Regions from separate parts of the Homo sapiens genome. Here all the other regions are linked to region 2. The links are chromatin loops, found by intact Hi-C in ENCODE. Cell type or tissue: ascending aorta. All regions are shown on one strand. Region 1 overlaps WWP2 (WW domain containing E3 ubiquitin protein ligase 2). Region 2 overlaps WWP2 (WW domain containing E3 ubiquitin protein ligase 2). Region 3 holds the start of MIR140 (microRNA 140). Region 4 overlaps WWP2 (WW domain containing E3 ubiquitin protein ligase 2).

Region 1 (8,000 bases), 63 kb after region 2:
GTCACCAAAGCCCCCCTGACCTGTCTGCCAGTTTAACATCATGGACTAGTCCTCTCTAGAAACATTTTGTGCCTTGGTTTCTATAATAATGCAGAATCCCAGAGTGTTCCTTTTTTCCCTTGGTTTTATTGATTTTTATTACTTAAAAAATGAGTTTGATTCATGCGAAAAATATGTATAAATGTATCATATAAGAGCCGGTTGCAGTATTAAATAGGGCAGTCAAGAGAGGTGTTGTTGAGAAGGTGACTTTTAAGCAAAGATTTGAAGGAGGCAAGGAATGTAACCATGAGGATATCTGGGGAAAGAGAGTTTGGGCAGAAGAATGGCTGTTGGAAAGGCCTTAAGTTAGGAATGTGCCTTTGGAGTTGAAGGAACAGTGGAGAGGCCAGTCCCACTGGAGAGGAAGGGGAAGTGGAGTCATAGGAAGAGATGACACTGGTAAAGGGTGGTGCCAGATCATTCTGATGAATTTCTGCTTTATGTATTTCGAGGTTATTTCATTGGATCTAGAGTACAATTTGACATATGTCTTATGGATGAATAGAACGTTTTGGCCTTATCTTGTTATTCTTGTTTTTAGTGCTTTTTCTCTTAAAATTTATTTGGTCTGAAGCCAGGCACAGTGGTATGTGCCTATAGTCCCAGCCACTGGGGAGGCTGAGCTGGGAGGATTGCTTGAGTCCAGGAGTTCGAGTCTAGCCTGGGCAGCATAACAAGACTCCCATCTCTAAAAAAGATGTATATTTATTTGGTCTGACAAATAAAAAGTAACTTAACAACGTGAATGACTCTTAAAAGTATTAGGCTAAGCTTAAGAAGCCAGACATAGAAGCTTATGTTCTATATGATTCCATTTATATAACATCCTGGAAAAGGCAAAATTCTAGGGACAGAAATCCAATCTGAAGATGTGGGGGCATTGGAGGAGGGATTGACTGCAAAGGGGCACAAGGAAATTTTGGGAGCAATGGGAATGTTCTATGTCTCAGTTGTGGTGATGGTAACACCACTATAAACATTTGGTAAAACTTGCCAAATTGTACCCTTAGAAAGGGTAAATTTTACTCTATGTAAATTATACCTTAATTTTAAAAATCATTAAAAGACCCATTTGGTGGCCAGGTGCGGTGGCTCACGCCTGTAATCCCAGCACTGTGGGAGACTGAGGTGGGTGGATCACGAGGTCGGGAGATCGAGACCATCCTGGCCAACATGGTGAAACCACATCTCACTAAAAATACAAAAATTAGCTGGGTGTGGTGGCATGTGCCTGTAGTCTCAGCTACTCGGGAGGCTGAGGCAGGAGGATTGCTTGAACTTGGGAGGTGGAGGTTGCAGTGAGCTGAGATCACGCCACTGCACTCCAGCCTGGGTGACAGAGGGAGACTCTATCTCAAAAATAAAAAATAAAAAAAAAATACAACAACAACAACAAAACCCGTTTGGTGTGACGTTAACCTAACTATCCCAGCTTCCTTTTGTTTTGTGTCCACTTGGCATATTTTTTTCCCTATTCATTTCATTTTAACCTATTTGGTACTTATATTTTAGGTAGTGTTTTTTTGTAACAGCATTTAACTAGAGTTTTAAAAAACCATATGATTTTAAACTGTCACAGTTCATTTATGTTTCTCGTGATTCTTGATATCTTTAGAGTTGTTTTCTTCCTCTTGTTAATTTCTGTCTGTCCTACAGTTTCTGTTTCCCATCTTTGACTAACTTTCCACTTTTTTTACTTTTTTTGAGACAGAGTCTCACTCTGTCGCTCAGGCTGGAGTGCAGTGGCGCCATCTCGGCTCATTGCAACCTCTGCCTCTGGGGTTCAAGCGATTCTCCTGCCTCAGCCTCCCGAGTAGCTGGGCGCGCTCCACCACGCTCAGCTAGTTTTTGTATTTTTAGTAGAGATGGGGTTTCACCTGTTGGCCAGGCTGGTCTCGAACTCCTGACCTCGTGATCCACCTGCCTTGGCCTCCCAAAGTGCTGGGATTACAGGTGTGAGCCACCACGCCTGGCGTAACTTTCCACTTTCCACTGTGTTTGGTCTGCCTTTTCAAGAAAAGTCTTGATGGGTTGAAGGTATCTTTGGCTCCCTGACTATTTGATAATGGAGTGTGAAATTCTGCATCCAGTGGTGTGAAGAGAGCAAGAGCTCATTGACTGGCTCCCGGCCTGAAGGTTTTCTGTTTGGCCTTATGCTGAGTTTTATATACAGCATGTCTATATTTTGGGTCTACTTTGTGTGTTTTGTGTTTTCAAATGGCCTTTGAAGGTCAACTCTTTTTTTTTTTTTTTTTTTTTTTTGAGACAGGGTTTCGCTCTGTCACCCAGGCTGGAGTGCAGTGGCACAATCACAGCTCACTGCAGCCTCGACCTCCCAGGCTCAAGTGATCTTCCCACCTCAGTCTCCCAGGTAGCTGAGACTACAGGTGTGCGCCACCATGCCTGGCTAATTTTTAAATTTTTTTTTGTAGTGACAGTGTCTTCCTGTGTTGCCTAGTCTGGTCTTGGATCCTCTTTCCTCAGCCTCCCAAAGTGTTGGGATTATAGGCGTAAGCTACCGCATCCGGCCTAACAGTACAACTCTATAACGACAAAATGACACAAAGAAAATTTAATGAAATTAGTGAAAACCTAGAGTAGGATGTGGTGCAGATACTCATTATTTTGTAGTGGAGAATGGGAGATTAGGGCCCGGTTGGTTTTGTTCCTTTTCTTTGAAATTTTACCTTTAGAACCAGTAAAAAAAAAAAGTTTTCTTTTAAATAAAGTTATACATTTTTCTTTACACTTAGAAAAAGGATGATGAATTGGAGACTTCCGAGGAGTTATTTCTTCCACCTGGTTTGTGGTTTTTTTGGGGAGGAAGGGGCTTGGGGGAAGTGGTGCTGAAGCTTTCACTCAAACACCAGGCCACGGCTCTGTGTGCCTCATTCATCTTTGTGTCCCCAGCAGGACCTAGAATAGTGCCTCACTGCACGTAGTAGCAGCTCAATAAATATTTGCTGAGCTGAAAGAGTCTCGTGTTCCTGCTCTTCATTCGCCAAAACTTCTGGGTGGGTCATGTTGCTGGTTTACGTTCCCTGGCGCCTTGACTCCTGAGATGCGATAATTTGAGGACCACAGAGAAGAGGGGGCGCCCTTTATCACAGCCGCCTTGTGCTTGCAAGGTGAACCACCAAGAGTGTGCTGGGGTCCCACTGCCTGCACAGTCTCTGTGGCTTCATCTGTTTTTTTCTTCATGATTGATATTTCTGTGTTGAATGCTTTTCACCGACTGTTCTTTTCAAATCCTTGCAGCTTTTAAGGTTAGTATTGGAATCAGAGAAGAATTGACACATAAATAAGTCTTGTTTGGGAAAAGAAGGTGTAAAGTCCGTGTACTTCAACTCTGCCAGAAAAGAATGTTACTTACCCTCTAAGAATAGGTAATATCTCATTTATACTAGGTGTTCAAATTCCCAAGTGATTATTGAATCTTAGGATTGAGTGTCTCCTTGAGGACATTAGGATCACTGGAATGCTGCTCCTTCGACATGGGCACTGGATCCCACAGAGTGATGCCATAACTGTATGAGGGCTGCTGAACTAGACCAGCAAGAACTGGGTCAAGGCTGTTCCCTAGTCATGCATGTATTTGAGAGTTCCATCTTCTACTGTGGAAATTGAATTGTCATTTATTTGCATTCATTTTCTATTGCTCTGTAACAAATCACCACAAACTCAGGGCTTAAAACAACACCATTTATTAGCTCACAGTTCTGTAGGTCATAAGTCCAGGATCACACGGCTGACTTTTCCCTTCAGGGTCTCACAAGGCCAAAATCAAGGCTCTGGCAGGACAACATTCTTATCTGCATACACTGGGGAAGAATTCATATCAAAGGTCATTCAGGGCTGGGCACAGTGGCTCACGCCTGTAATTCCAGCACTTTGGCAGGCTGAGGTGGGCAGATGGCTTGAGTACAGGAGTTTGAGACCAGCCTAAGCAACATAGCCAAACCCCATCTCAACAAAAAAAATACAGAAATTAGCTAGGCATGGTGGCGCATGCCTGTCATCCCGGTTACTCAGGAGGCTGAGGCGGGAGGATCGCTTGAGCCCAGGGAGGTCGAGGATGCAGTGAGCTGTGATTGCACCACTGCACTCCAGCCTGGGCGACAGAGGGAGACCCTGTCTCAAAAAAAAAGAAAAAGAAAAAAAAAGTCATTCAGGTCCTTAGCTGAATTTAGTTATTTGCAGTTGTAGGACTGAGGTGCCCATTCCTTGCTGACCATCAGCGGGGGTCCCTCTCAACTCCTTAAGCTTCCCCCTGGCCCCGACCCCTGCATTCCTTCTCACGGTGCCCCCTCCACCTTCGAGCCAGGAAAGGAGTGTCAGATCTCCCTGTGATTTGAATCTCTCTGATTTTCTCTCCTGCCACCTGCTGGAGAAGGCGCTCTGCTTCCAGGAGGTGATGTGATGCTAATTAGACTGAGAGAGCACCGCCCCCCACCCCCGCCCCGCCCGATGATCCCCTTTCTTAAGGTCTGCTGTGGTACACGACGACATACTTGACGACATACTCAAGGGTGTGGCACCTTGTCATATTCACAGGTTTTAGGCATTGGAGGGGGGCTAGAGTGAGAGGGATGTCATTTTAGAAATTCTCCCCACAGTAGAAAGACTCTCTCTAATGGGCCAGCCATGGTGGCTCAGACCTGTAATCCCAGCACTTTGGGAGGCCGAGGTGGGAGGATCACTTCACCTTAGGAGTTCAAGACCCCCATCGCTATAAAAAAAAATCAAAAAAATTAGCCAGGCGTGGTGGTCCGATTCCATTCTTTAAAGGAGTCGGGGAGGTGATGAGTGACTGGATTGGAAAGAATATGCAAAGTACTGGAGGTTACAGGCCCAAGAGTGATTTTGAACCTGACAGCTTGCATCTTTCCTTCATTCAACAGATATTTCCTGAATCCTACTGTGGGCCAGGCACACACTAGGTGCTGAGTCTCCAGAGGTTCACAAAACAAGACATGATCTCTGCCCTCATGAATGTGTAGTGACACATAGCAGTGCCATAAAGGGAACAATTAGGATGTTATGAGAGAATGAAAGGAAATTTACTGTAGCCTGGGAGATGAGGGACATTTGGACTGAGATTTGGCCTAGGAATTTGGCCACCTGGGTGGAAAGTCCAGGAAGAGAATGCCGGGCAAGTAGATCAGCAAAGGGTCTGACTCTCCCTTGGTAGGGGTCTAGAGAGGTATTTTGAGGGATGTCCATTGAACATATTCTTTTTGGAGCCTGCCTCCGTCCTGCTGAATTCCTGCCTTGTGATTTGTCGTGTCAGAACACTTAGAAATAATGCTCTACCCAGCTCATGCCTCTAATCCCAACACTTTGGGAGGCCGAGGCTGGAGGATTGCTTGAGGCCAGGAGTTTGAGACCAGCCAGGACAACATAGCAAGACTCGATCTCTAGTTAAAAAAAAAAAAAGGAAAGAAAGAACACTCTAATATACTGTAGTCCCCCATTCATTCAAGGTCCTGTGTAGTCCTTTCTGGTCTGGAGCTATAGTAAAAGGAGGCAGTGAGTGGGCCAGATTCAAACAGGGAATGATGCCAGTAGCGAGAAAGTGAAGAGGCTTTTCTGGCGCACCTGTACAGGTTGTGCTCTGCATTCCTTGGGGGCCAGCCCCATGGAGATTCCTCCTGTGCACAGTGGAGGTTGATGGGGATGCTCATCTCCTAAGCGGCAACAGTGTCCTATGCACTCATAATTCAGGGTCAGGGGATCTCAGGTCATAGGACAAATCACAGGCTGCTGTCTCTGTTCAGGGTACCTCAAGCCATCAATGGCCACGTTGAGCAGGTGAACACTTCCCCTCTGAACTCTCTAGCTCTCTTTGAAGTTTGGGAGGGCATTTGAGCACTCTTCTCAGCTAAGCCCAACATACGGCCTGGAAGTAGATTGGACAAGTCACCATTTACTATACCTTCTCTCTCAAGGTGAGTTTTTTTAGTCTAATGAAATTGCCACCTTTGAGAAGGTTGCTCTGTACTCTAGGGTGCGCAAAAGGAAATTGTTTGTCTTCCGGAAGTCTTTCTGTAATTTAGAATGGACTTGGCAGCGATTTTATTTTTACCTTCCCTGTCATTTGTGAGGCTGGCAGTCCAGAGGTAGGGTGTGGAATGGAGCCGTAAATTGCGCTTGCAGTGACCAGAAGGGGCCCATTTTAACTCTAATTGTGCCTTTCCCGGTTCACTTCTCCTTTTACCCGCCCTCTCCTTTTTTTTTTTTTTTCTAATCCACATTTGAGTGGGGAGGAAGAATTGAGGGGGGTGCAGGTGGGAGTAGGTTTATTTATTGGCGCTTCTCTGGGTGGTGGACACTGTTTCTTTTCCCATTACGGCTTCCTTTTTTATTTTTTCATGCTTCTATTTTAAGTGCCTGTTTCTTTCTGGTTCTGTCTTGCTGGAAACTGGCCCAGCTCCACTGAATTTTTTTTTCCATGCAGCTATTAAAAGACAATGACCAGTTAAGAGTGTGCTCAGAGGAAGGACAGACTTGAGGTGGGGAGCCCTCTTGGTTCTAGTAATCCTAGGCAAATACCGCTTACCCGGATTGGAATGTGAGAGGAGTTTTATTAGGTAATTTTACTTTTTGTGCCTGTTTTATAGGAGGAAAATCAATAATCAGGTTGTTTTGTTTTGTTTGTTTGTTTTGAGACAGACTTTCGCTCTTGTTGCCCCGGCTGGAGTGCAATGGTGTGATCTCGGCACACTGCAACCTCAGCCTCCAGGGTTCAAGTGATTCTCTTGCCTCAGCCTCCTGAGTAGCTGGGATTACAGGCATTCGCCACCATGCCCGGCTAATTTTGTATTTTTAGTAGACACGGGATTTCTCCATGTTGGTCAGACAGGTCTGGAAGTCCCGACCTCAGGTGATCCACTCACCTCGGCCTCCCAAAGTGCTGGGATTACAGGCGTGAGCTACCGCGCCTGGCCCTTGTTTTGTTTTTTTGAGATGGAGTCTCGCTGTGTCACCTAGGCTGGAGCGCAGCAGCAGGATCTCTCTCAGCTCACTGCAGCCTCCATTCCCCAGGCTGGTCTCGAACTCCTGACCTCAGGCAATCCAACCACCTCGGCCTTCCAAAGTGCTGGGATTACAGGCATGAGCCACCATGCCTGGCCAGTAATCAGTTTTTATACCTTGAAACTTCTCTTTTGCTGAACTTGAATACCAGTGGGCCTGAATCTGGGGTCAATGAACCTCCCTTTCATATTCTGGGCCTCTTTTACCAAGATAGAAAAGTATGCTTGGAACCTGGTATCCAGCCAGCCATGAATTCTTTTTTTTTTTTTTTTTTTTTTTTTTGGAAACAGGGTCTCTTGCTCTATTGCCCAGGATAGAGTGTAGTGGTGTGAGTGTGATCACAGCTCACTGCGGCCTCGACCTCCCCAGCTCAAATGATTCTCCCACCTCAGCCTCCCGCATAGCTGGGATCACAGGCACTTGCCACTATACCTGGCTAATTTAAAATAATTTTTTATGGAGACGAGGTCTCCCTGTGCTGCCAGGCTGGGTTTGCACTCTTGGGCTCAAGCAGTCCTCCGCCCTTGGCCTCCTAAAGTGCTGGGATTACAGGTGTGAGCCGCCACCCCCGGCCTAGCCATGAATTCTCGGCATTTGGGAGAGATATGTCCCTAGTCTTTATAGAATCCTACATGTATTAATTTAGAAATGTTTGTAGGGTCTTGAATTTTGCCTGAATCACATTCCCATCCACATTCTTGCTGTTTTTTTGACCATACCCTCACGCCATACCTGCCTTCTACAACTTTTGCTCACTTTTACATTTTCTCCACAAATGGCTTTTTTAAATTATTAAGTTACTATAATTTACAAACAGTAAAATTTACCCTTACTAGTGTATAGTTCTGTAAGTTTTGACAAAAGCATACAGCCAGGTAGTCACTATCATAATCAAGATACAGAAAGGCTGGGCGTGATGGCTC
Region 2 (8,000 bases):
CCTCCTATCTCAGCCTCTCGAGTAACTGGAACTACAGGTGTGAGCCACTACACCTGGCTAATATTTTATTTTTTGTAGATTTGGGGTCTTGCTGTGGTGCCCAGGCTTGTCTCGAACTCCTGGGCTCAGGTGGCCCTTCTGCCTCGGCCTCCTAAAGTGTTGCAATTACAGGGTGAGCCACTGTGCCTGGCCTTTAAACCGAATCTAATCATGAGGAAACAATTGTAATCACCCAGTGGGTTCTTCTTGCCCACTGCACAGATAAAATAAATTCACTGCTGGGCGCGGTGGCTCATGCCTGTAATCCGAGCACTTTGGGAGGCCTAGGTGGGATCATGAGGTCAGGAGTTCAAGACCAGCCTCGCCAAGATGGTGAAATCCTGTCTCTACTAAAAATACAAAAAAATTAGCTGGGTGTGATGGCAGGCGCCTGTAATCCCAGATACTTGGGAGGCTGAGGCAGAGAATTGCTTGAACCTGGGAGGCAGAGGTTGCAGTGAGTCAAGATTGCACCACTGCACTCCAGCCTGGGTGACAGAGCAAGACTCCATCTAAAAAAATAATAATAATAAATAAATAAATTCACTGGGACTGTAGCATTGCATTAGAGAAAGAGTTTAATTGACACAAAACAGGCCATATGGGAGACAGAGTTATCACTCAGATCAGTCTTCCTGGAGGCTCAGAGATTAGGGTTTTTATAGACAATTTGACAGGTAGGGGACTAGGGAATGGGTGCTGCTTATTGGTTGGGGATGAGATTATAGAGGTGTGGAAAATGGTCCTGTGCTGAGTCCACTTCTGGGTGGGGCCACAGGATAATTTGTTTCACGAGTCAAGTCACGGGCCCAGGCAAAGTCAGTAGATTGCCAGAAAGAAAAAATCTCAAAAGACCAACCTTAGGTTCTGCAATAGCGATGTTATCTATGGGAGCAATTGGGGAAGTCACAAATCTTGTGACCTCTGGCTTCATGACTCCTGAGCAGTAAGGGATTATAGAAACTATACCTACCTCTTATTAGAATTCAAGCCCCTCCCATAATCCTAACCTTGTGGCTGTTGATTAGTTTTACAAAGGTGGTTTCGTTTTGGGAAGGGCTGTTATTATCCTTGCTTTTTTTTTTTTTTTTTTTTTTTTTGAGACAGGGTCTTGCTCTGTTACCCAGGCTGGAGTGCGTTGGACAATCTCAGCTTACTGCACTTTCTGCCTCCTGGGTTCAAGCGATTCTCGTGTCTTAGCCTCCTGAATAGCTGGAACTACAGGCGTGCGCCACCACGCCCGGCTAAGTTTTGTACTTGTAGTAGAGACGGGGTTTCACCAAGTTGGCCAGGCTGGTTTCAAACTCCTGGTCTCAAGTGATCTACCTCCCTTAGCCTCCCAAAGTGCTGGGATTACAGGCATAAGCCACCATGCCCAGCTATCCTTGCTTTAAGATTAAACTATAGGCTGGGTGTGGTGGCTCATGCCTGTAATCCCAGTACTTTAGGAGGCTGAGGCGGGTGGATGACTTTGAGCTCAGGCTTAAAGTTTGAGACCAGCCTGGGCAACATGGAAACCCTGTCTCTACAAAAAATACAAATATGAGCCAGGCATGGTGGCTCACACCTGTAGTCCCAGCTACTTGAGAGGCTGAGGTGGGAAGATCGCTTGAGCCCCAGAGGTGGAGGCTGCAGCGAGATGAGATTGCACCACTGCACTCCAGCCTGGGCAGCAGAGGGAGACCCGGTCTCAAAAAAAAAAAGAAACTATAAACTAAATTTCTCCCAAAATTAGCTTGGCCCATGCCCAGGAATGACCAAGGACAGCCTAGAAATCAGAAGTAAGATGGAATCAACTATGTCCGATTTCTCTGTCATAATTTTGCAAAGGCAGTTTCACAATTAGAAAAATGTAGAATTTGCTGCATTCTTTAAAACAGCTGGTGGAAGTCTTTAAAAATCATTGTTGCCTTGGCAAAGCTGCTGGGATTATAAAAGAAAAAAACCAAAAAGTTAAACAAACAAAAATCATTGCCATGGAAAAGAAGGGAGGATGTTCTAGATTTTAAAAGATTAAGGAGATAGTAGCCACAGGCAATTTGTATATATTGATTAGGTACTGAATTGGGGGAAAAATGGCTTTAAAAATATGTCTGGGGACTGGGCAGTAGCTCATGTTTGTAATCCCAGCATTTTGGAAAGCTCTGGCGGGTAGATCGCTTGAGTCCAGGTGGATTCCTTGAGCCCAGGAGTTCGAGATCAGCCTGGCCAATGGGGTGAAATCCCGTCTCTACAAAAAAAATTAAAAAGTTAGCCAGGCGTGGTGTTGCGCACTGGTAGTCCCAGCTACTCAGGAAGCTGAGGTGGGAGGATCGCTTCAGCCAGGTAGGTCGAGGCTGCAGTGAGCCGTGATCGTGCCACTGCACTCCAGCCGGTCTACAACTTACTTTTTAATGGTTTTACCTAGGAAAAAAAATGCGGATACACACACACACACACACACACACACACACACACATACACAGAGACATAGATGGCATTTATCTATAACCTTTGGTGTCCAATAGAATAGTCACTGTAGCCACATAGAACTGTTTACACTTAAATTACAATTATATAACATTTAAAAATCATATCCTTATTTGCACTAGCCATATTTCAAGTGTCAATAGCCACATGTGTCTCATGGCAATGTATTGGGCAGCACAGATGTGGAACATTTTCGTCATCATGGAAGTTCTCTTGGGTAGTGATGCTATAGACACATAGAACAGAAAGCAAATGTGGCAAAATGATAACAATTGGTGAAGAGTATACAGTATTTATTGTTCTATTTCAATTTTTCTATAGATTGGAAACTTAAAAATAGGAGGTTTTTTTTTTTTTTTTTTTTTTTTTTGTGAGAGTCTCTCTCCATCACCCAGGCTGGAGTGTGGTCTCAGCTCACTGTAGCCTCCGCCTCCTGGGTTCAAACAGTTCTCATGCCTCAGCCTCCTGAGTAGCTGGGACTACTGTTGTGCCCCACCACGCCCAGCTAGTTTTTGTATTTTTGGTAGAGACAGGGTTTAGCCATGTTGCCCAGGCTGGTCTCAAACTCCTGGCCTCAAGTGATCTGCCTGCCTCGGCCTCCCAAAGAGCTGGGATTACAGGCGTGAGCCACCATGCCCTGCTTCAAAATAAGAGTACTAAATGCCAGTATGATCCTAGATTGGGGCCTGGACCAGAACAAATTTTTTTTTCTTTCTTTTTTTTTTTGCGATGATGGGCATCGATAGGACAATTGGCAAAATACGAATAAAGTCTGTAAATTAAATATTAGTATTATAAAAAGTTAAATGTCCTGATTTTGATAATTGTGCTATTGGTTATGTTAAAAAATGTGTTTGTTGGGAAATACACCCAGAAATATTTAGGAGTAAAGGGGCACAATGTCTAGAGCTTACTCTCAGAGTTTCAGGAAAAAGTGTGTATGTGTATGAGCGCAGATACTTCTCAACTTACAGTGGGGTTACGTCCTGAAAAACCCATCATAAGTTGAACATATCGCAAGTTGAAAATGCATCTGATACTCCTAATCTGCCGAGCATCATAGCTTAGCCTAGCCTACCTTAAATGTGCTCAGGACACTTCGATATCCCGCAGCTAGGCAAGATCATCTGGTGAAGGGGTACACGGCAGAGTATCAATTGTTTGCCCCTGTGATCACGTGGCTGACTGGTGTTGCGGCTCACTGCCGCTGCCCAGTAGTACCGCATATGACTATTCTGCGAAAAGACCAAAATTCAAAATTTAAAATACAGTTTTTACTGAATGCATATCGCTTTCGCACCCCTGTAAAGTCAAACGTCCTAAGTAATGCACCATTTGTAGTCCCTATTTTTTAAAGGCATGTAGATTCATGCTCTTACCACCAGGTGGCCTCAGTTAACCTTGGTCCGTGTGTAAATCACTGCACCTCATTTTTCTACCCTGGGCCATGCCTCAGTACCACAAACCTTTGTCCCTAGTACTGTTCCCTTGTCGCTTCTGAATCTTAGCCACAGCTGATTTTTTATCTGTTGTCTTCCTCCCTTCTGTTCCTTTGGGGCCAGAGGAAGATAGTTACTGCTATAAAAAATCTGAAGGTGAATTTGGCCTTTGCCAAGTTGTAGACACCATTGTAGGACTGTCACCTTTCAGAAGAGTCTGGGAGGGAGGGATTTGCTTATACTCAAACAGGGAAGCTCAGGCTAGGATAGACTTGCCATTACAGGCAAGGGAGCATCAGTTGTATCTCTGATTTGGGGCAGGATGGGAGACGTCTAGATGTGTTTTACCCTAGCGACCTGGCGTTTCCACCAGGGGTAATATACACTAGGATGTCTGTCTAGCTCCTCGGTGTGATGCTTGTGTAGCTTTGTACTCCATGAGTCTTTGGCTTGCTGGTCCCAAACGAACATCAGAATTGTTGCCACATGAAGGCTATGAGCGGAAGAAGAAATGTAGATGACTAACGACACATGGCAAAAATATTCAACCTTGCTGGTAATCGAAGAACAGCAATAGAACAAATAAGTAAAGTTCAATAATAATATGCAGCATGATGTGGAATCAGACCGGCCGGGTGCACAGTCTGGCTTGTAGCTCCCTGGCTATGTAGAGTGGGAGAGTGACCTTGCCTCTCAAGCCTGTTTTCTCCTGGGTAAAATGGGGTGATGATATATTCCCTGCCTCATGGGTTTGTTGTGAGGATTCAGTTAGAAAATGTATGCACATGGCAGAGGGTCTTTAATAAGTACTCATAAAATCTTAAATATTATCTTTATTTATTTCAGTTAAAATTTATAAATTGGCCAGGTGCGGTGGCTCACGCCTGTAATCCCAGCACTTTGGGAGGCCAAGGTAGGCAGATCATCTGAGGTCAGGAGTTTGAGACCAGCCTGGCCAACATGGTGAAACCCTGTCTCTACTAAAAATACAAAAATTAGCCAGGCACGGTGGCGGGCGCCTGTAATCCCAGCTACTCAGGAGGCTAAGGCAGGAGAATTGCTTAACCTGGGAGGCAGAGGTTGCAGTGAGCCGAGATTGTGGCATTACACTCCAGCCTGGGCAACAAGAGCCAAACTCTATCTCAGAAAAAAAAAAAAAATTATAAATTTTGTTATGTTCCCAGGCTGGTCTTGAACTCCTGGGCTGAAGCAGCCCTCCCACCTTGGCCTCCCAAAGTGCTGGGATTCCAGGCATGAGCCGCCACGCCCGGCCTTAGCTGTTGTCTTTACACCATGCGTTTTTAACCCATGGATTTGCAAAAAGTGAACAAGCATATCCCTTAGCACTCTGTGATGTCTGGTAAAATGAATATTCTCCTGTAGCACTGATGGGAGGCTACATGGGTTTACCTTTCTTGGAAAGGAATGGGCAGTTTTAAGAACTTTAAAAAGTGTTCGTATCCTTTGGAGGAATACTCAAGAAAGGCATGCAGATGTATATGTTCACGGTAATTTCCCCAGAGCGAACAATTGCAAGCAGTCTATTCGACAATGAAAGAATAGTTAACATATACCTATTATGGGCTTGTATTGCAGTCATTTAAGAGTGACTTATGGGGGTGAAGAATTTTTAAAGAATTGAATAAATAAAAGATGAAAATCTGGAAGGCAATTTACCAACGATAAATTGGTGATGATGATCACTGGCAGTTATCCCAGTGGTTTCAGGTTAGGGATTTTTTTTTTTTTTTTACACTTCATATTTTTTTTGGTGTGTGTACTCACATTTCTTTAAAAAGTTTTTAGAATCAAGACAAAACAAAATGTATTGATTTATTTTTTAAAGCAATAACTAAAAAGAGCCGGAACATCTGCCACAGGGGGGCATCTGGGAGCCCTGGGACTCATCTTTGACTTTTTCTTTCTTTCTCTCCCAGTGGTGTCCGCAAAGCCCAAGGTGCATAATCGTCAACCTCGAATTAACTCCTACGTGGAGGTGGCGGTGGATGGACTCCCCAGTGAGACCAAGAAGACTGGGAAGCGCATTGGGAGCTCTGAGCTTCTCTGGAATGAGATCATCATTTTGTAAGAGAAAGCCCCTTCTTTTTGAACGCAGCAAGATGGGGAAAGAGAGAGGGTGCTCCGAGGGGGTTGTGGGAGGTACAGATTCCCTGTGGCACCTCCGACTTTTTCTACCTATGGTACCCAAGGTGACTCTTTTTAGGTGTTCCTACACCATTGAGCTCATAGAGCGTTCATTATTATCTAGAGGGTTACAGGGTCAGCTTTGAGAGGGGAAAGGATATATGTGGGTGTCTGCCTGTTTTGGTTCCCCCTCCCCAAGATGTCAGCAGTTTAGTTTAAATGTTTTCTTCTAAGTTATAGGAATGATCTGCTTGGATGTAATGAATCAGGTATTTGTTTTTCAGGAATGTCACGGCACAGAGTCATTTAGATTTAAAGGTCTGGAGCTGCCATACCTTGAGAAATGAACTGCTAGGCACCGCATCTGTCAACCTCTCCAACGTCTTGAAGAACAATGGGGGCAAAAGTACGTATGATGAAGGGGGTGCCGACGTGATTCTTGGGTGGGGATGGGAGGACCTGGCAGATCAACCTGGTATTGCAATTTCCCCCAGGACTAGGGGCTGCAGTACCTCTGTTCTCCTTGGATGCTGTCTTTGGAGTTTTGGGAAGGCTGAGGGCTCCTCTCTGCCTCCACTACAGAGTTTAGCCCTCTTTGTCCAGGGCCTCTAGTAATGTGATGCAGTGGTGTGTTGCCCTTTATCCTTCCTTAGGGACTGGAAACTTTCTGTCTGCCTCTGCTCCTCTTCCCGTTGCAGGAGATGTGTGATATGTTGAATGAAACTGTCAAATACCTCTAGCCTAAATCATTGCTTTTCTAGCCTCAGCCCTAAAACAGAACAAAGGAGCTGTGTGTATACGTATATGTGTGTGTGTGCATGCCTGTGTGCATGTGTGCACGTGTGTGTCTGGGATAGTATTACAAATAGTGCCCTGTGCTTACTCGGCACTCAGTAAACATTTACTGGATGTTGGAACGTGATGGACGCGCCATCTGAATTAGCCAACGTGCCTCTACGTCACGGACATATAAATCCTCATCTATTTATTGCTGTTTGTGGTCAGTGGCATGGCCCATGGCGGTGGTATTGGACCCTCCTTCATAAGGCCTCTATTCAGAGCAGTACCATATGTGGCGAATGAATGGCATGGAAAGAAAGGCTCCTTTTTCTCTTGATATCTGGAAAGTATTTTCTGAAAGTGGATGTAGCTTAAGAGAGAGGTGGGGGCGGGGAGAGTTGCGTCCCAGCGAGCGTGTTACATGATTTAAGAGTCTTTCTTTTCTCTCCAAGCCTGTCCTTTTAAGCGATGGGCCACTTGAAAGGTCTTTGAGCCTCCTCTGGTCTTTTCTTTTCGGCTGGGCACATAGAGATGTGCTGAACCCACACTGGCCCGAGGAATTGTTTAAAACCAGAGATGTGCCTCCACTTTAATCCTGCAGAGAACTCCCTGATTGCTTTGTCTTCTGAATTGGTGTTTATTTTCCCAAACCCTAGCCAGCCTTTTGTAATTTGATCATCAGGGAGAATTCTATTTATTGCAATATTTGGAAATATACTTGTGGATAGCCTCACATTAGGATGCAGCAACCAGCATGAGGGTCCTTTTTTCCTCTTCATTTGCCCAGCCAATATACTTTTGCTTTTGGTTAGCAAAAGTCCTTGTAGAAATTGTAAATTACAGAAAGAAAACAAAATTTGCCCCTAAGCACAGCACCTAGTAATAGTTATTGTTTTTTCTTTTTTTTTTTTTTGAGATGGAGTCTTACTCTGTTGCCCAGGCTGGAGTGTAGTGGTGCAATCTCGGCTCACTGCAACCTCCGCCTCCCAGGTTCAAGCGATCCTACCACCTCAGCCTCCCAAGTAGCTGGGATTACAGGCATGTGCCACCATTCCCAGCTAATTTTTGTATTTTTAGTAGACATGAGGTTTCACTGTGTTGGTCAGGCTGGTCTTGAACTCCTGACCT
Region 3 (8,000 bases), 130 kb after region 2:
TCTCAGATCCTTGGGGATCTGTGTTGGCTGCCCCAGGGCTGTGGCTGGGGCCGGCTCCCCAGGGCTCACCGAGAATGAACAGGAAGAACAGCCAGACCAAGTGAGAGTGATCGGCAGCTTGCTAACCCAGCCTGCTGGTGTCCCTCTCTGCTGCCCCAGGAGAGACCCCGCATCTTCCCCACACACTGCTGTGGGACTCAGGACACCTCGGGTTCAGATCCACATCTGCCCTCGGCAGCCCTGACCCTGGGCCTGTGGCTGAATATGTCTGAGTCCCTTTGTCCTAAAATGAGGTCGAGCCAGGTGTTCCTGGGGTCTTTCCCAGCCCCCAACTGAAACTGAATGCCGCGAGGCAGCCAGCCGGCCTTGGGAGGCCTCCACACAGCAGCAGTGCCAGAAATGACGACACAGGCCTCAAGCCCGCTGGACAGATCCCCCTGGCCCTGTGGTTAGCCTTGGCTTTGGCCCTTAACAGGGCAGACGTGGAGGATCTAGTTCAAAGCAGTAGCTTCGGGGCTGGGAGCAGCCCCTCCCCTGGAAACCTCTTGGGAAGCCTTCCTTCTGTGTGTTCTGAGGTGGTGGTAGCTCTGTAACAGCTCTGGGCACCTCCTGTTCTTTCTTTCCTTTGGCTTTCTTTTATTTATTTTTTATTTACAAAATAGAGATGAAGTCTCGCTGTGTTGCCCAGGCTGGTCTCGAACTCCTGGGCTCGAGCGATCCTCCTGCCTCAGCCTCCCAAAGTGCTGGGATTACAGGCGTGATCCACCGTGCCCAGCCTGTCTTTATTTTTATTTTATTTATTTGTTTTTCCAGCTTTACTGAGGTATGATTGACAAATAATGTCTGTTTGTAAAATTTCAGTCGAGTCATAGATACCAGGTAAGGCAGAGAGTGGGAGGGAGACTGAGGCCTTGGTCTGGTGTTGGGAGCACTGCAGCTCGAGTCTTGGAGTCAGGAGGGGGTTGTTGCACTTCCCTGTTCTGCTCCTTTTTCAGCTTTCTGGTTCCCTGTAGCTTCTGGAACTGATTATTTTTGTTTCTTTAATGCTGCCCTGTCTTGTAAAAGGAGAGCCATTAGCATCATTTGTTTTCAGGAGAGAAGCAGATTTGAAGGCTCAGGAACTTCCTGGGAAAGGTGACCTCTTTTGAGCCAAGAGCTTTACCCCCTAGTTTTTTGTTTTTTTTTTCTCCTGTCTACCTGGAGCTGAGAGGTTATCCCTTTCAATCCCTCTCAAGGTCCAGAATCACCAGCTAGGGTTGGGTCTGCCCCTGGAGCACAGACTCCTCCCTTGGGGACCCCAGAGCCCTTATCAGTATATCAGTAAAGGGCAAGAGAACAGAGATTGTTCAGAGCAGAGGAAAAGTGTATTTGTTCCCCAGCCCCACTCCATGAACATTCCCCTGTCTCAAAGCACATACTTAGGCCTAAGAACAGGATAGGCAGGCCAGGCACGGTGGCTTATTGCCTGTAATCCCAGTACTTTGGGAGGCTGAGGCGGGAGGATCACTTGAGGCCAGGAGTTCGAGACCAGCCAGGACAACATAGCGAGACCCTGTCTTTATATAAAAAAGAAAAAAAAGATACAAGTCTAAGAAGAGGCTGGGCAGTGTAAGTGTCCTCAGCCCCAGATATCATTTATTTGCTTATAAGCAAGAAAGAGGCGTGCCAGGGTATGAGAGTTTTAGAACAAGACTTAGCCTGTAAGTGGGAGAAGAGGGAGAACTTGGAGGGTACAGGGGCGCAGGGTGCAGAGCACTGATCAGAGAGGTGCGAGGGAAATGCAGCCACTCCATAAGGACCACGCCCTGTAGGACAGAGGCGCCCAGGTTAGCTGCATGCAGTGCAGAGGGTCCCAGGACCAGGGATCAGCTGTGAGGGACTTGGGTGGGGGGCCTGGCGGGTTAGGGACTGCCCGGCTTCCATGCTGCACACAGCTGGGAGCAATTATGCCTCTGGTTTGAGCTGTGCTGCTCCCTCTGGGTGGCCACACCACCCCCTCCCTCCGACCAATCAACCAAAGAAGTGCTTCATCTCGAGTTGGAAGTATGTCACCCCCGCCCCCCACCACCAACAAGGAAGGACCCTCTTTGTCCCTTTCCCAGTGACAAGTGTGAGTGAGCTTGGCTTTGGCTGGTTCTTCTCTAACAGGCTGACAACAGGGAGATAAACTCAGACCCAGCACCCAGGAGGTGGGAACCTCAGGGAAAGGACACCGGCTCTCCGTGTTTGAATCTGATGTTCTTTCTTTCTTCTCATGTGGCAGAGAAGAGACAGGACAATGGACGGGTGTATTACGTGAACCATAACACTCGCACGACCCAGTGGGAGGATCCCCGGACCCAGGGGTAAGGACTTGGGCTGAGAGGGGGGCCGGGCTGGGCTGGGTCTCTGTGCAGCTCCAGCACTGGGCAGGTGGCTTTGGACTGCATCGTCCCAGAGGGCTGATGTCAGGGACCTTTAGCCACACACAAGTGTCTTGAGACTCTCACCGTACAGATACACTGTTGGCCTGATGAGAGCTTAAAAGGGGTTTCTTAAATAGACCTTCCTGGTGGATGGAGGGCGGCCCGGCTGGCGGGTGTTGCTGGTCTCCATACTGATTGTGCTGGCTGCTGATAATTGGATTGCAAAAAGGTTGAGGGCATCCTGGTCTCCCAACACCCCCAAGTGAAGCTGTGCTGGGGCACAGGGTGCCTCAGGATTGCTGGTGGCTGCTCAGTCCAATGCCATCCATGCAGGGCTGGGTTTTTGGCCATGAGATAATAAGTGACCTCTCCGTGCTGCAGAACTGTTCTCACGACTTGGGTCATGCTTCTTGGGTGCATGTCCTCAAAGTCCCTCATGGGCTCTGCAGAGACAAAGCCACACTTTGAGGACCCAGCCTCCAACCACCAAGGTCCAGAAGGTGGGGCCAGCCCTTCACCCTTTTCTTCCCGTGTTTCCAGGATGATCCAGGAACCAGCTCTGCCCCCAGGATGGGAGATGAAATACACCAGCGAGGGGGTGCGATACTTTGTGGACCACAATACCCGCACCACCACCTTTAAGGATCCTCGCCCGGGGTTTGAGTCGGGGTAAGGACTTTGTGCAGGTAGCAGCAGTGTCAGGAGCCGAGGCCCAGGCTGTCCTTGTTCTGGCTCTGGGAGGCCCACTTTGGGTGGCCCCTGTGGTGCGTTCTACTGCCCTTACTGCCCTCTAGTGGCCAATGTTGATGTCATATTAAAGGGGATGGGAGGATAGCTTGAGCCCAGGAGTTTGAGACCAGCCTGGACAACATAGCGAGACCGTGTCTCCACAACAATAAAAAAGATTAACCAGGCTGAGAAAAATGGCAAGACCCCATCTCTACAAAAAAAAATTAAAAATTAGCTGGATGTGGTGGTGCATGCCTGTAGTCCCAGCTACATAGGAGGCTGAGGTGGGAGGATCCCTTGAGCTCAGGAGTTTGAGGCTGCAGTGAGCTATGATGGCACCACTGCACTCCAGCTCAGGTGACAGAGTGAGTCCCTGTTTCTAAAAAATAATAATACATTTAAAATTAGCTCGGTGTGGTAGCACACTCCTGTAGTCCTAGCTACTTGGAAAGCTAAAGCGGGAGGATCGCTTAAGACCAGGAATTCGAGGCCGCAGTGAGCCATGATCACACCACTGCACTGCAGCCTGGGTGACAGAGCAAGACCCCGTCTCTAGAAAACGAACAAACAAATAAATAAGATGGGATGGGGAGGAAGGGACTATCCTGTTTATTCCGAATGACACTAGAGTTATTTCTCTAAAAGCAAGAAGTCTGGCTTTATTTCTAGATTTTCTTTTTTATTCTTCAAGGATCTTAATGACAGTCACTTCCTCACCTTACATTACTAATCTTTAAATTAACATAGCACCAGCTTTCCTTAGGGCTGACAAAGACAAATTGTTCATTTTCTGAGAAATCGCATGAACCCCTGAACATCTTTGCTCTTCCTAGGACGAAGCAAGGTTCCCCTGGTGCTTATGACCGCAGTTTTCGGTGGAAGTATCACCAGTTCCGTTTCCTCTGCCATGTGAGTTCTGGTACTGGGGCTCCCGTGGCAGTTGGGGTTATTGAGTTATTTCAGTGTGAGTTCCCGGCACAGCAGCAGGTATCGGAATGTTTGTGTCTTAGGCGGGCGCAAGACACTTGTCTAACCCGGAGCTGGCTGTCTCTAGGAAGCTAGTTTTCATTCCTAGGGCACATGCTATTGCCTCCTGGCCCAGCAGGCTGGGGAATGCCTGTTCATACAGACAGGAGAACAGATGACCACTTGAGGCTCGATTTAAAGTTCTTTTCTTTTTTTTTTTTCAGTCAAATGCCCTACCTAGCCACGTGAAGATCAGCGTTTCCAGGCAGACGCTTTTCGAAGATTCCTTCCAACAGGTTAGATCATGGTGCCCGAAACCAGTGGCAGGCCGACGCCCTCCTCCCAGCACCCCATCTCCTATCGCGTGGCCTGTTAAACCCACACTGCAGACTTTCCAGGGCGTGAGTCTTGGTGACTGTGTCTGCTGGATATTGGGCCTTAGAGTCCCCTGTCCCTCCCGCCCCTGCCTGCTGTGGAAGGGAGAGTGGCAGGCTGGCCCGATGCTCTGTCTTCCCAGATCATGAACATGAAACCCTATGACCTGCGCCGCCGGCTCTACATCATCATGCGTGGCGAGGAGGGCCTGGACTATGGGGGCATCGCCAGGTGAGCTTGAGTGCCCCGGAAGGCTGCCCTGTACCCCGCTTCCCCAGGCTACAGCATCAATGGCCAGAAAGCTGCCTGCCCCCTGCTCACATTCCCTCCCAAAGCTCTCATGCATCTTCAGGAATGGGCACAGTGTGGCATTCAAAATACGTGAACCCGCCAGGCGCGGTGGCTCACGCCTATAATCCCAGCACTTTGGGAGGCTGAGGCAGGTGGATCACCTGAGGTCGGGGGTTCGAGACCAGCCTGACCAACATGGAGAAACCCCGTCTCTATTAAAAATACACAATTAGCTGGGCGTGGTGGTGCATGCCTGTAATCCCAGCTCCTGGGGAGGCTGAGGCGGGAGAATCGCTTGAACCTGGGAGGCAGGAGGTTGCAGTGAGCCGAGATCGTGCCATTGCACTCCATCCTGGGCAACAAGAGCGAAACTCCATCTCAAAAACAAAACAAACAAAAAAACAAAATACGTGAATCCATGTGGCCAGTCCATTGGGCCTGGAACAGGGGCCTGGGGTGCCCCACTGGGCTGGACATTAAGCCTTTAGTTACTGGGTCATGAGGCGACGGAGGACTCCTGGGAGGGGCGAGAGCTCAGTACAATGGCTCTGTTATCTACCAATGTGTCATGTTTCTGTACTTTAACAACCAGGCCAGCAGCATCTGGGCAGTTGAATATAGGGGCCATGTGGTCATCCATTAGAGTTGACCCTGGGATCCCCTCCTCTTAAGGCAGCCAGGGCAGGTGAAGTCAGGTGTCCCCGTGTGGATAAGCTGTGTCACGATCCACAGGGCCTTGAGCAGGGCTCAACTGCATGTCACATGCCTGGGGTCAGTAAAACTGTAACGGCTTATGTCACCCTAAAAAGAGTCCAAAGCATTGTCTTGCCTTCACCCTGGTCCACCCATAAAAGTTAACAGGCCCTCTGGGAAATGCTGCCTTGGACAGCAGGGCAGAAGGGCCCCGGCAGAGAGAGAGAGCGCTGTGGCCCGCAGCGACCTCTCCGCTCGAGACCTCTCCCGGTGTGGGCATGTCTTCCCGCTTGGTGTTGGGTTAACTTGCTTCTGGTCCTCTGTTCGGTGGTGGCGTTGCCTTCTGCGCTGGCCCCGTGGATGGATGTTCCTTTTTTCCGTGGTGACCTCCTCTCCAGGCTCTGCTTGGTGGGCTTCTGGTGTGGCCGCGCCCTGTGTGTGTCTCTCTCTGTGTCCTGCCAGTGGTTTTACCCTATGGTAGGTTACGTCATGCTGTTCTACCACAGGGTAGAACCACGGACAGGATACCGGGGCACCCTCTGCGTCGACGGACTCCTCGTCTGCCCAGCCACAAACAGCCCAGCAGCTGGGGACTGGCCCCCTTGGGACATCCCCTTGCTGGTTTAGCTCAAGCCCAAAAGGACTCTGAATTCATGCCTGAGGCTCGCACCCAGGGCACGGGTGTTGGTTCAGATGAATGCGTGGAAGTGTGGGAACGGGGATGGTGTTGGGGTCTGGGGGTGAAGGGAGGGCAAAGTGCAAGAGTGTTGCATAGCTGGTGGGCATGAGGTTTCTCATCTGAAGGCAGCATGGATTACATTGTCATGGATCGGGGTTGGAAATGTGTTGCTGTGTATTTACGTTATGTTGCCCGCCCAGGTAGAGTGGAAACAGGGTAGTTACTATTCAAACAGAACCTTTGCAGAAAAATTATTGTAATAAACATGCATCGTGCCCTTGTGCAGTGCACAGCCTAGGCAACTGAGCATGGTGACCCAGGGTACAAGGACCCCCTTTACCATTAGAAGCTCTGGATATTGTGATGTAAAGTCTTGGAACACATCACCTGGGAGCCGACAATCACACGTTTTCCCAAATATCATCCTCAAATGCAGTTGCCGCCCTGGTTCACTGTAGGTCTGAGCCTGCCCTGTTCACTGACCAGCTGTTCATATAGGTTAGCCCGGGTGCTTGTCACAGGGCTCGACTCCCTGGGACACGTGTCCCCATACTAACCTGAGACACGATGGTGAAGAGACACAGCTCCTGTGCAGATGTGCACGAAGGGACCCATTATTCTTGTCTTTTCTGTCTCTTCCCTCACAGAGAGTGGTTTTTCCTCCTGTCTCATGAGGTGCTCAACCCTATGTATTGTTTATTTGAATATGCCGGAAAGAACAATTACTGCCTGCAGATCAACCCCGCCTCCTCCATCAACCCGGACCACCTCACCTACTTTCGCTTTATAGGCAGATTCATCGCCATGGTAAGGGGGCCCCAGGGGTCTGCCTAGTTCCCTCCTCCTCTCCCTCCTCTTCCCTCTCCTGGTGAAGTGTGCCAGGGGCACCAGGGGAATCTGCTCTTTCTCTGAGACCTCCAGGAAGGGGCAGCATTGGAGGAGGCCCTGGGCCTGTTCACCAGGAGGCAGCGTGGCGTGAACGGCAGCCCCCGTGGACTGGCTCACCCTCTCGGGGCTCCACCCTTTGCCCCCATAGAGCTCGTAACCTAAAAATGCAAGAAGCTAGAGAGAGTTCTGGAGAAACCAGAGCTTTCTCAGTGGCTGCCCTGTAGGTAGTGAAGAGTTTCCATGTTGCTTTGTACAGGACTTGTCAAGAGGGAGCCCAGGGTCGCTGGGCCACAGACTTTACTGAACATTAAATATGTGCTCTGTTGAGGGCCTTGGGATGACAGGGCCAGGTGAAACCATAGCTGCCCACCTGCTGCCTGTCTCTGGGAGGTGACACTGTCACGGCATTTGGGAATGTCCCACTGAGACACTAAGCCTTCTGGAAGGGCATTTGGAATCAACACTAGTGTAGAACAAAACGTAAAGTCTGTGGCCCAGAGACCCTGGGCCCCCTCTTGACAAGTCCTATGCAAAGCAACATGGAAACTCTTCAGTACCTACAGGGCAGCCACTGAGAAAGCTCTGGTTTCTCCAGAACTATCTCCAGCTTTTTACATTTTTAGGTTACCAGCTCTATGGGGGCGAAGGGTAGAGCCCAGAGAGGGCGCGCCAGTCCATGGGCGCTGCCGTTCACGCCACGCTGCCTCCTGGTGAACAGTAGACTGGCTGGTGCAGGGTGTAGGGACATCTGTCAGAAAGTGAGCCAGTTCTGGGGAGGGGCGTCCCAGCGTCTGTATTTAACTGGAAAGAGGGACACAATGTGAATATGGAAAGGGAGGTCCTGCCACGTGCCCCGTTGAGGGTCCTGGGAGCGTGGAGAACCCGGATTGAGAAGCGGAGCCCGTGGGAGGCACAGCGCGGGAGCCACATGCATAGCTGGAGATGTTTCAATTCTCCTTTCCTTCGCTTCTTCC
Region 4 (8,000 bases), 51 kb after region 2:
TGAGACTATGTCTGTAAAAAAAACAAAAAAACAAAAAAACTTCCCAAACAGACCCTAGGGAGGGGGAATAATGCTTTGAAAAATGGAATATGATTTTAGCCAATACCCGCAGCATCTTAAAAGATCCCTCTGAGGACAGCTGTCAGCTTCTCCAGATTTGGTTGTTTTGTGGGCTTATGAGGTTGTGGTGACTGGCAAGTGGCGGGAGCAAGACAAGATGGACGTTTGGATCTTTTTTCCGTACCTTTATTAGAAGCAGAGATGCCATTTCCCCATTCTCTTTTCTCCAAGTCACTGTAAAGGCGTTGCCTCACTCCCAAAGACCAGTCATGTTTTCCGTGTCTCGGTAGGTGACTTACAATAGTTGGGTCTCACGGGGTGATGAATGACAGTGTAACTGGCAAATCTTGTGTCAACAAAGCCATGATGGGCACCTGGAACTGGAGGAAACAATTTCTTAAGCTAGAACAGCGGTGGGCGAGGAATACTTGAGCATTTCACTCTTTTAGAGAGGAAGGAATACTTGAGTATTTCACTCTTTAGAGAGTGATGCCTTCTCAGCTTTGGTGCTAGTAACTACATCTTAGTCTTTTAGCTGAGTTGGAAAGTTTGTCTCAAACACACCCATATAACTTAATTTGGGGCTCAAAGTCAGATTCAGCTATTAACAAGTTTGGATCTAAATTCTTGACCTATTTACTGGTCTCTGAATTCCTCTAGTTGATCGACCTTGAAATTCAGAGATCCTGTTAAACCTCGTTTGTTGTCATTGGTGTTGAGAATGACACCAGGTCATCGGTGTTGCAGCAGCCAGGCTGCAACAGGAAATCGGATGCATTTTGGCCCATCACACGTGGTAGACATTCAGTGCTAGTTAGTTACTGGTGAGCAAGGTACCTTCCGATAGTGTAAGCCTTATCGGAGTCCTCTGCAGTCTGTTAGCTGCTGCAGGCTTTTACTACGTGTAGCATCTGAGTTTTCCCTGGCCTCTGCCATCTAAGTAACTATTCATTCTGCACTCACATGGAACCTGTTGCCATTCAGCAGGAAATATTTTTGCAAATATTATCCAAAGGCTGTCTCTTTGCCTCCTTAAAAGCCCCCTTTCCACTTTGCTGTTGCAGGTATGAAGGTCACTGTGCACACATGCTTATGACTGTAGGCGGTGGCCAAGGAGTCTATTGGATAAAGGTGTAGGGCTTTGGAATCAGGAGATGCAGATCGAATCCTGGCCTGTCATTTACTTGCTATATGATTTTGGATAAGTCACAAAACCTCTCGGATCCCCAGTTTTTTTCAGGTGTAAAGTGGGGGTATCACCTGTCTCACAGGGTTATTGTGGGAATGAACTGAGATGAGGCATGTCAGTCAGAGGGCCTTACACAACGGGAGCACTCGGTGGAAGTGGCAGTGGGTTTTCTTTGTATCTGGAGACTCGTTTGTGCATGCCTACCCCCCTTCCCTGCTAAGCCTGGGAAGTGAGGCATTACCGGTGCGTTTACATCAAGGACTGTAGTTGGGAGGTGATGAATCAGACCTTTGGGATCAAGGGCAGTCCTTTGCTGTCCTTGCTTTCTGGGGGCAGAGAGAATGATGGGCTTCTGCCTGCTGTCTCCCAGACTAAATATTTAGCTTTTGCTGTCTGAAGGGTAGGTTTTTCTTGGACTTGGGTGCTATTCACTGTGATCAAACAAAGGTGCTCTGACCTGCCCATGAAGGTGAAGACTGCGATGTCAAAGCAACCCTTTCCTCTCCTTCTTTCCTCTGCTTGGTAAAGCTGTAGAACTGGAACTGTGAAAGGGTTTTATCTGAGGGGTTCATTCGTCCAAGCTCATCCCGCAGAGCACCACTTGCTTGCTAAGCAAGGTCTCACAGCTCCATTTCTTAGTGGGATCTTGCCTCTTCTTCAAGAATAATCAGATGAAGCCTGGGCGTGGTGGCTCATGCCTGTAATCCCAGCACTTTGGGAGGCTGAGGCGGGCAGATCACTTGAGGTCAGGAGTTTGAGACCAGGCTGGCCAACATGGTGAAACCCTGTCTCTACTAAAAGTACAAAAATTAGCCAGGCATGGTGGTGTGTGCCTATAATCCCAGCTACTCAGAAGGCTGAGGCAGGAGAATTGCCTGAACCTGGGAGGCGGAGGTTGCAGTGAGCTGAGATCTAGCCACTGCACTCCAGCCTGGGTGACAGAGCCAGACTCCATCTCAAAAAAAAAAAAAAAAAAAAAGAATACTTATCTGGTCTGGCACATGGAAGCCAGCATGGGACTGCCACCAGCAATTCATGCGGCATACATTTGTTTGCCCACAGACTGTGTTAATATGGAATCAGAGGTCTGATTATGTAAAGAAAGAGTTATATCATAAATTGTCATACACTCTTATAATGGAATACTGTCTCACAGTAAAAATGGGTGAAAAATGGTTATATCCATATGGTGGAATCTTAGAAACATAATGTTGAACAAGAGAAGCAGGTCATAGAAAACAGTACCATAGTAGGATGTCATACGTAGAAAGTTGAAAAATGCAAAGCCAAACAATACATGTTGTATGGATACCTTCAGAGGCAGTAAAACTATAAAAAATGGATGGGGCTGGGTGTGGTGGCTCACGCCTGTAATCCCAGCATTTTGGGGAGGTCGAGGCGGATGGATCACTTGAGGTCAGGAGTTCAAGACCAGCCTGGCCAACATGGCGAAACTTCTTCTCTACTAAAAATATAAAAATTAGCTTGGCATGGTGGCGTGCACCTGTAATCCCTGCTATTCGGGAGGCTGAGGTAGGAGAATCACTTGAACCCCCGAGGTGGAGGTTGCAGTGAGCCGAGATTGCGCCACTGCACTCCAGCTGAGTGATGGAGTGAGACTCTGTCTCAAGAAAAAAAAAAAAAGAAAAAAGAATGGGAATAATGAATCCTGAATTCAGGAGGTTATCTTGGGAGGAGGCAGACAGGTGTAATGAGAAAAGAGTACAGAGAAAGTTTCTAAGATACTGGTCATGTTGTTTCTTTGCCTGGGTGGTGGCTCCCAAGTGTTCATTATTTTATTCTTCTTTAAACGAAATATATATTTAGAGTCTTGCTCTGTCACCCTGGCTAGAGTGCAGTGGCTCACCCACAGCTCACTGCAGCCTCAAAATCCTGGGCTCCAGGGATCCTCTTGCTTTAGCCTCCCAAGTAGCTGGGACTACAGGTGTGTGCCAGGCCCTACACCTGCTGCCAGGCTCTTTTTATTATTTATTTATTTATTTTTAAATTTGAGATGGAGTCTTGCTCTGTCGCCCAGGCTGGAGTGCAGTGCCACGATCTCGGCTCACTATAAACTCTGCCTCCCAGGTTCAAGCAATTCTCCTGTCTCATCCTCCAGAGTAGCTGGGACTACAGGCACATGCCACCATGCCCGACTAATTTTTGCATTTTTAGTAGAGACGGGGTTTCACCATATTGGTCAGGCTGGTCTCAAACTCCTGACTTCAGGCGATCCACGCACCTTGGCCTCCCAAAGTGCTGGGATTACAGGCATGAGCCACCATGCCCTGCCTTTTTATTTATTTTTCTTATTTTTTTTTTTTTTAATTTTTTTGAGATGGAGTTTCACTCTTGTTGCCCAGGGTGGACTGCAATGGTGCAAACTCAGCTCACTGCAACTTCTCTCTCCCAGGTTCAAGCTATTCTCCTGCCTCAGCCCCTGAGTAGCTGGGATTACAGGCATGCGCCACCATGCCTGACTAATTTTGTATTTTTAGTAGAGATGGGGTTTCTCCATGTTGGTCAGGCTGGTCTCGAACTCCCGACCTCAGGTGATCTGCCCGCCTCGGCCTCCTAAAGTGCTGGGATTACAGCTGTGAGCCACCGCGCCTGGCCAGGCTCTTTTTAATAACCCATTCTTGCAGGTTCCCAACAGAGAGAACTCACTCACCCCCATGAGAGGACATTAATTTATTCATGAGGGATCCACCCCCATGACCTAAACACCTCCCACTAGGTCTCACCTCCCAACTCTGCCACATTGGGAATCAAATTTCAACATGAATTTTGGTGGGGACAAACTGCATCCAAACCATAGCAGGGAGTCAAGTTGGAATGAAGCCCACAGGACTGTCTGTGAGTGGAGCTGCTCCTCCTAGCACCTCACGACTTCCTCTGGCTTGAATAACTGGCTCCTCTGTCTAGAATCTCAGTAAAATTTCCATAGTCATACAGGGAAATGGAACAACAACAACAAAATGAGAAGAATGCATTTAATTTGCTTTTTGATTCATAAAATTTTTCATTAATAGGGATTAACATAAGGGATCTTAGTTAAGAAGCTGTCAGCTGGGCGCAGTGGCTCAGCGTGCAGGCTGGGTGTAATCCCAGCGCTTTGGGAGGCTGAGGTGAGTGGATCACCTGAGGTCGGAAGTTCAAGACCAGCCTGACCAACATGGAGAAACCCCATCTCTTCTAAAAATACAAAGTTAGCCAGGCGTGGTGGCGCATGCCTGTAATCCCGGCTACGTGGGGAGCTGAGGCAGGAGAATCACTTGAATCTGGGAAGTGGAGGTTGTGGTGAGCCCAGATCGTGCCATTGCACTCCAGCCTGGTCAACAAGAGCAAAGCTCCATCTCAAAAAAAAAAAACAAACAAACAAGAAGCGAAGTGTCAATAGCTAGGTGCAGTGGCTCATGCCTGTAATCCCAGCACTTTGGGAGGCTGAGTTGGGAGGATTGCTTGAGCCCAGGAATTTGAGGCTATAGTGAGCCAAGATGGAGACCCTGCAATCCAGCCTGGGCAACAGAGCTAGATGCTGTTGCTAAAAAAAAAAAAAAAAAAAAAAAAGAAGCTATATATAGAGCCTTCAACAATTTATTTTCCTTTCTTATGTGTATATGTATTTAAGCTATTTTGTTTAAGAATGCATGTGAACGCACATGAGAGAGTGTGTATGTGTGTGTTTGTGTGTGCATGTAGGCCTGGGGACCTTGGATTTGCCTGTGGCCCTCATCAGCTGTCAGTAGTGGCCAGTGTTGGTCACAATCTGCATTTTAAGATGTCTTTCCCAGTGATTTTTTTACATGGAAAAGTTTCAGAGCCTCTTAGATAGTTTTCTTTCTCACTCCTTTACTCTTCTTTTTTTGTCCTGCTTTGATGAAAACATATCAGATTTATTGGCTCCCTTGCCTTGGCATTAACGGCCTCTGAAGATTTAAAAGATCTGTAATCTCGGAGACTTATAAAGCCTAACCGTCTCCGGTGAGCTCTAAATAGATCATCAACTGTGTCTGCAGACAGCCTATCCCAGAAAGGAAAGAAAAATAAACTCAGGCGGGTGTGAGTCCACTGTGAACACTTCAGGAAGTCCTGGGAGGGCCGGGGGAGAATTGGGAAGCAGAGCTAGCAGGGAGGAGGGGTGGAGGGTGGATAGGAGCTGAGCCTTGGGCACTAGGCCATTCTCACAGTCATTGTTGGCTGGCGGTTGCCACCCCTCCTTCCACTGAGGTGACTAAAGGCTGCTTGATTGGGAACTGCAGTTATTTAGAGATGTTGCCCTGTCAGCAGGAAAGTCCTCCCATGCAGTAGCTTATGCTTAAAATCTGGGTATTGCCTCATTTCTGTTGCTGGGGAAGACAATGGAATAAGTGTTATTTATTTATTTATTTATTCATTCATTCATTCATTCATTCATTCATTCAGTTATAATTAAGACATAGTCCCTGCTCAAAGTCCCTGCTTGTAGGCAGGGCTTTCTTCTGAGCAGTTGGTAAATATGGAATAGGATTGAGACAGTGGTCAAGGGTCCCACTGCATTCTCCAAGCCAGACGTTGAAAAGTAATCATGGCTGGGCATGGTGGCTGTATGCCTGAGTCCCAGCTCTTTGGGAGGCTGAGGCAGAAGGATCGCTTGAGGCCAGGAGTTTGAGGCTGCAGTGAGTTATGATCGTGCCACTGCACTCCAGCCTGGACAACATAGGGAGACCCTGTCTCTTAAAAAAAAAATCATGGAGATTAATTACACACTCATTTATACATTGGTTTATTTTGCATCAATTAAAATGATACATGGTACCTTATTATACATTTATTTATTGCATAGATATTTATTTGGCATTTACTCTGTATGAGCCTAGAGAGATGTTTATAATGCCAGATGTGGCATGCGCCAGAAAGCTGGTTATAAACTAGGAGGAAGGAAGGCAAATCTCTGCCGTTGAAGGCAATATTCACTTGATATACATGAATGCCAGGCTCTGAGCTGTCGTGGTGATTAAAAGATGAAAAGTCGGCCGGGCGCAGTGGCTCACGCCTGTAATCCCAGCACTTTGGGAGGCCAAGGTGGGCAGATCATGAGGTCAGGAGATTGAGACCATCCTGGCTAACACGGTGAAACCCCGTCCCTACTAAAAATACAAAAAAATTAGCCGGGCGTGGTGGTGTGCGCCTGTAGTCCCAGCTACTCGGGAGGCTGAGGCAGGAGAATGGTGTGAACCCAGGAGGTGGAGCTTGCAGTGAGCCGAGATCACACCACTGCACTCCAGCCTGGGCAACAGACTGAGACTCCATCTCAAAAAAAAAAAAAAAATGATGAAAAGTCAGGGTCCCTGACATCAGGGAGTGTCTCTAGTAGGAGACAGATGCATGGATGAGTTAGAGTCTAGTGTGATGGATCCATGGTGATGGTATGTACACATGCAAGAGGAATGTAGTGGGACATTACCTAGATATGCCTGGGAGATTTGGGGAAGACCTCCCACATTTGAGCAGTATTTTGAAGGAGTTTGCCAGACCGACGAAGTGGGGTTCAGGGATGTCACTGCAGGCAGAGGGTACAGCATGAGTGAAGGCAAGGAGGAGTAAGAGAACTTGATGTATTTGAGGAAATAAAAGTCATTTAGAAATGTTGACATGTAAGATATTAGGGATGATAGCGTAGCAAACTAGGGTTTGCAGGCTGAATCCAGCCTGCCATCTGCTTTTTTGTTGGTGTTCTTGTTTGTTTGTTTGTTTTTGCTGGGTGAAATCTGCCGTGTTTTTTTTAGAGCACTTTTAGGTTCCCCCAAACATATATACTCTCTTCCCCACTATCAACATCCCCCACCAGAGTGGTACATTTGTTAGAATGATGAGCCTGCATTGACACATCATTGTCACTCAAAGTCCAAAATGTATATTAGGTTTCACTCTTTAATTTTTTTTTTTTTTTTTTGGACAGAGTCTCGCTCTGTCATTCCACTGGCTGGAGTGCAGTGGCTCAATCTCAGCTTACTGCAACCTCTGCCTCCCAGGTTCAAGTGAGTCTCATGCCTCAGCCTCCTGAGTAGCTGGGATTACAAGCATTCACCACCATGCCCAGCTAATTTTTTTTTTTTGTATTTTTAGTAGAGATGAGGTTTCCCCATGTTGGCCAGGCTGGTCTTGAACTCCTGGACTCAAGTGATCCACGTGCCTTGGCCCTCACATGTATCCACCATTACTCTGTCATACAGAGTAGTTTCACTGCCCTGTGCTTCATCTATTCATCTCTCCCTCCCGTCCCCAGCCCATTGTAACCACTGATATTTTATTGTCTGCATAGTTTTGCCATTTCCAGAATGTCGTATAGCTGGATCATAGAGTATATAGCCTTGTCAGATTGGCTTCTTTCACTTAGTAATTGGGATTTACGTTTCTTTCACGTCTTCTCATGGCTTGATATTTTGGGTACTGAATAATATTTCATTGTCTGCATGTACCACAGTTTATCCATTCACTTTTACATTCCTCCTCCACAGTTTATTCATTCATTTACTGGTTGCTTCCAAGTTTTGGCAATGATGAATAATAAAGCTGCCATAAACATTAGTGTGCAGGTTTCTGTGCAGATAAAAGTTTTCAACTCGGTCGGGAACGGTGGCTCATGCCTGTAATCCTAGCACTGTGGGAGGCCGAGGCAGGCATATCGCAAGGTCAAGAGATCCAGACCATCCTGGCCAACATAGTGAAACCCCATCTCTAGTAAAAATACAAAAAAAAATTAGCTGGG

Evidence for each region. A loop is a pair of places that touch in the nucleus more often than their neighbours do. Peaks named below come from ENCODE experiments on the same cell type or tissue, not always from the same donor. Only the 100,000 strongest peaks of a DNase experiment are listed, where the experiment ranks them.
Region 1: a loop joins it to region 2, with 1.9 times the contacts of the local background. A loop is called at or near these places in 53 of 110 quality-filtered maps.
Region 3: it touches region 2 in a loop (6-fold over the local background); 102 of 110 quality-filtered maps call a loop at or near these places.
Region 4: it touches region 2 in a loop (2.4-fold over the local background); 27 of 110 quality-filtered maps call a loop at or near these places.

Annotation. Positions count from the first base shown.
Region 1 is chr16:69,855,376-69,863,375 of GRCh38, forward strand. The region is part of intron 6 of WWP2 (WW domain containing E3 ubiquitin protein ligase 2); the gene reads left to right. Among named protein-coding and RNA genes, the nearest start is that of MIR140, 74 kb to the right of the region's middle. In ascending aorta, a CTCF peak has its summit at 4,421 (motif pointing left); DNase peaks (open chromatin) are centred at 4,399 and 6,496; H3K4me3 peaks cover 1,203 bases; H3K27ac peaks cover 5,966 bases.
Region 2 is chr16:69,792,798-69,800,797 of GRCh38, forward strand. WWP2 (WW domain containing E3 ubiquitin protein ligase 2) reads left to right here. Exons shown (of 24, transcript NM_001270454.2): 3 at 5,885-6,032; 4 at 6,377-6,498. Among named protein-coding and RNA genes, the nearest start is that of WWP2, 34 kb to the left of the region's middle. In ascending aorta, CTCF peaks have their summits at 3,886 (motif pointing right) and 5,826 (motif pointing right); no DNase peak of the experiment used is centred here; H3K4me3 peaks cover 1,648 bases; H3K27ac peaks cover 1,367 bases.
Region 3 is chr16:69,927,185-69,935,184 of GRCh38, forward strand. WWP2 (WW domain containing E3 ubiquitin protein ligase 2) reads left to right here. Exons shown (of 24, transcript NM_001270454.2): 12 at 2,264-2,345; 13 at 2,946-3,074; 14 at 3,968-4,043; 15 at 4,325-4,396; 16 at 4,618-4,706; 17 at 6,786-6,945. It overlaps MIR140 (microRNA 140), which reads left to right and starts at 5,897; the gene lies at 5,897-5,996. RefSeq lists silencers at 3,119-3,276, 6,478-6,668. In ascending aorta, CTCF peaks have their summits at 3,209 (motif pointing left) and 3,411; DNase peaks (open chromatin) are centred at 417 and 3,147; H3K4me3 peaks cover 3,581 bases; H3K27ac peaks cover 8,000 bases.
Region 4 is chr16:69,843,843-69,851,842 of GRCh38, forward strand. All of the region lies in intron 6 of WWP2 (WW domain containing E3 ubiquitin protein ligase 2), which reads left to right. Among named protein-coding and RNA genes, the nearest start is that of MIR140, 85 kb to the right of the region's middle. In ascending aorta, a CTCF peak has its summit at 4,970; a DNase peak (open chromatin) is centred at 5,409; H3K4me3 peaks cover 629 bases; H3K27ac peaks cover 3,144 bases.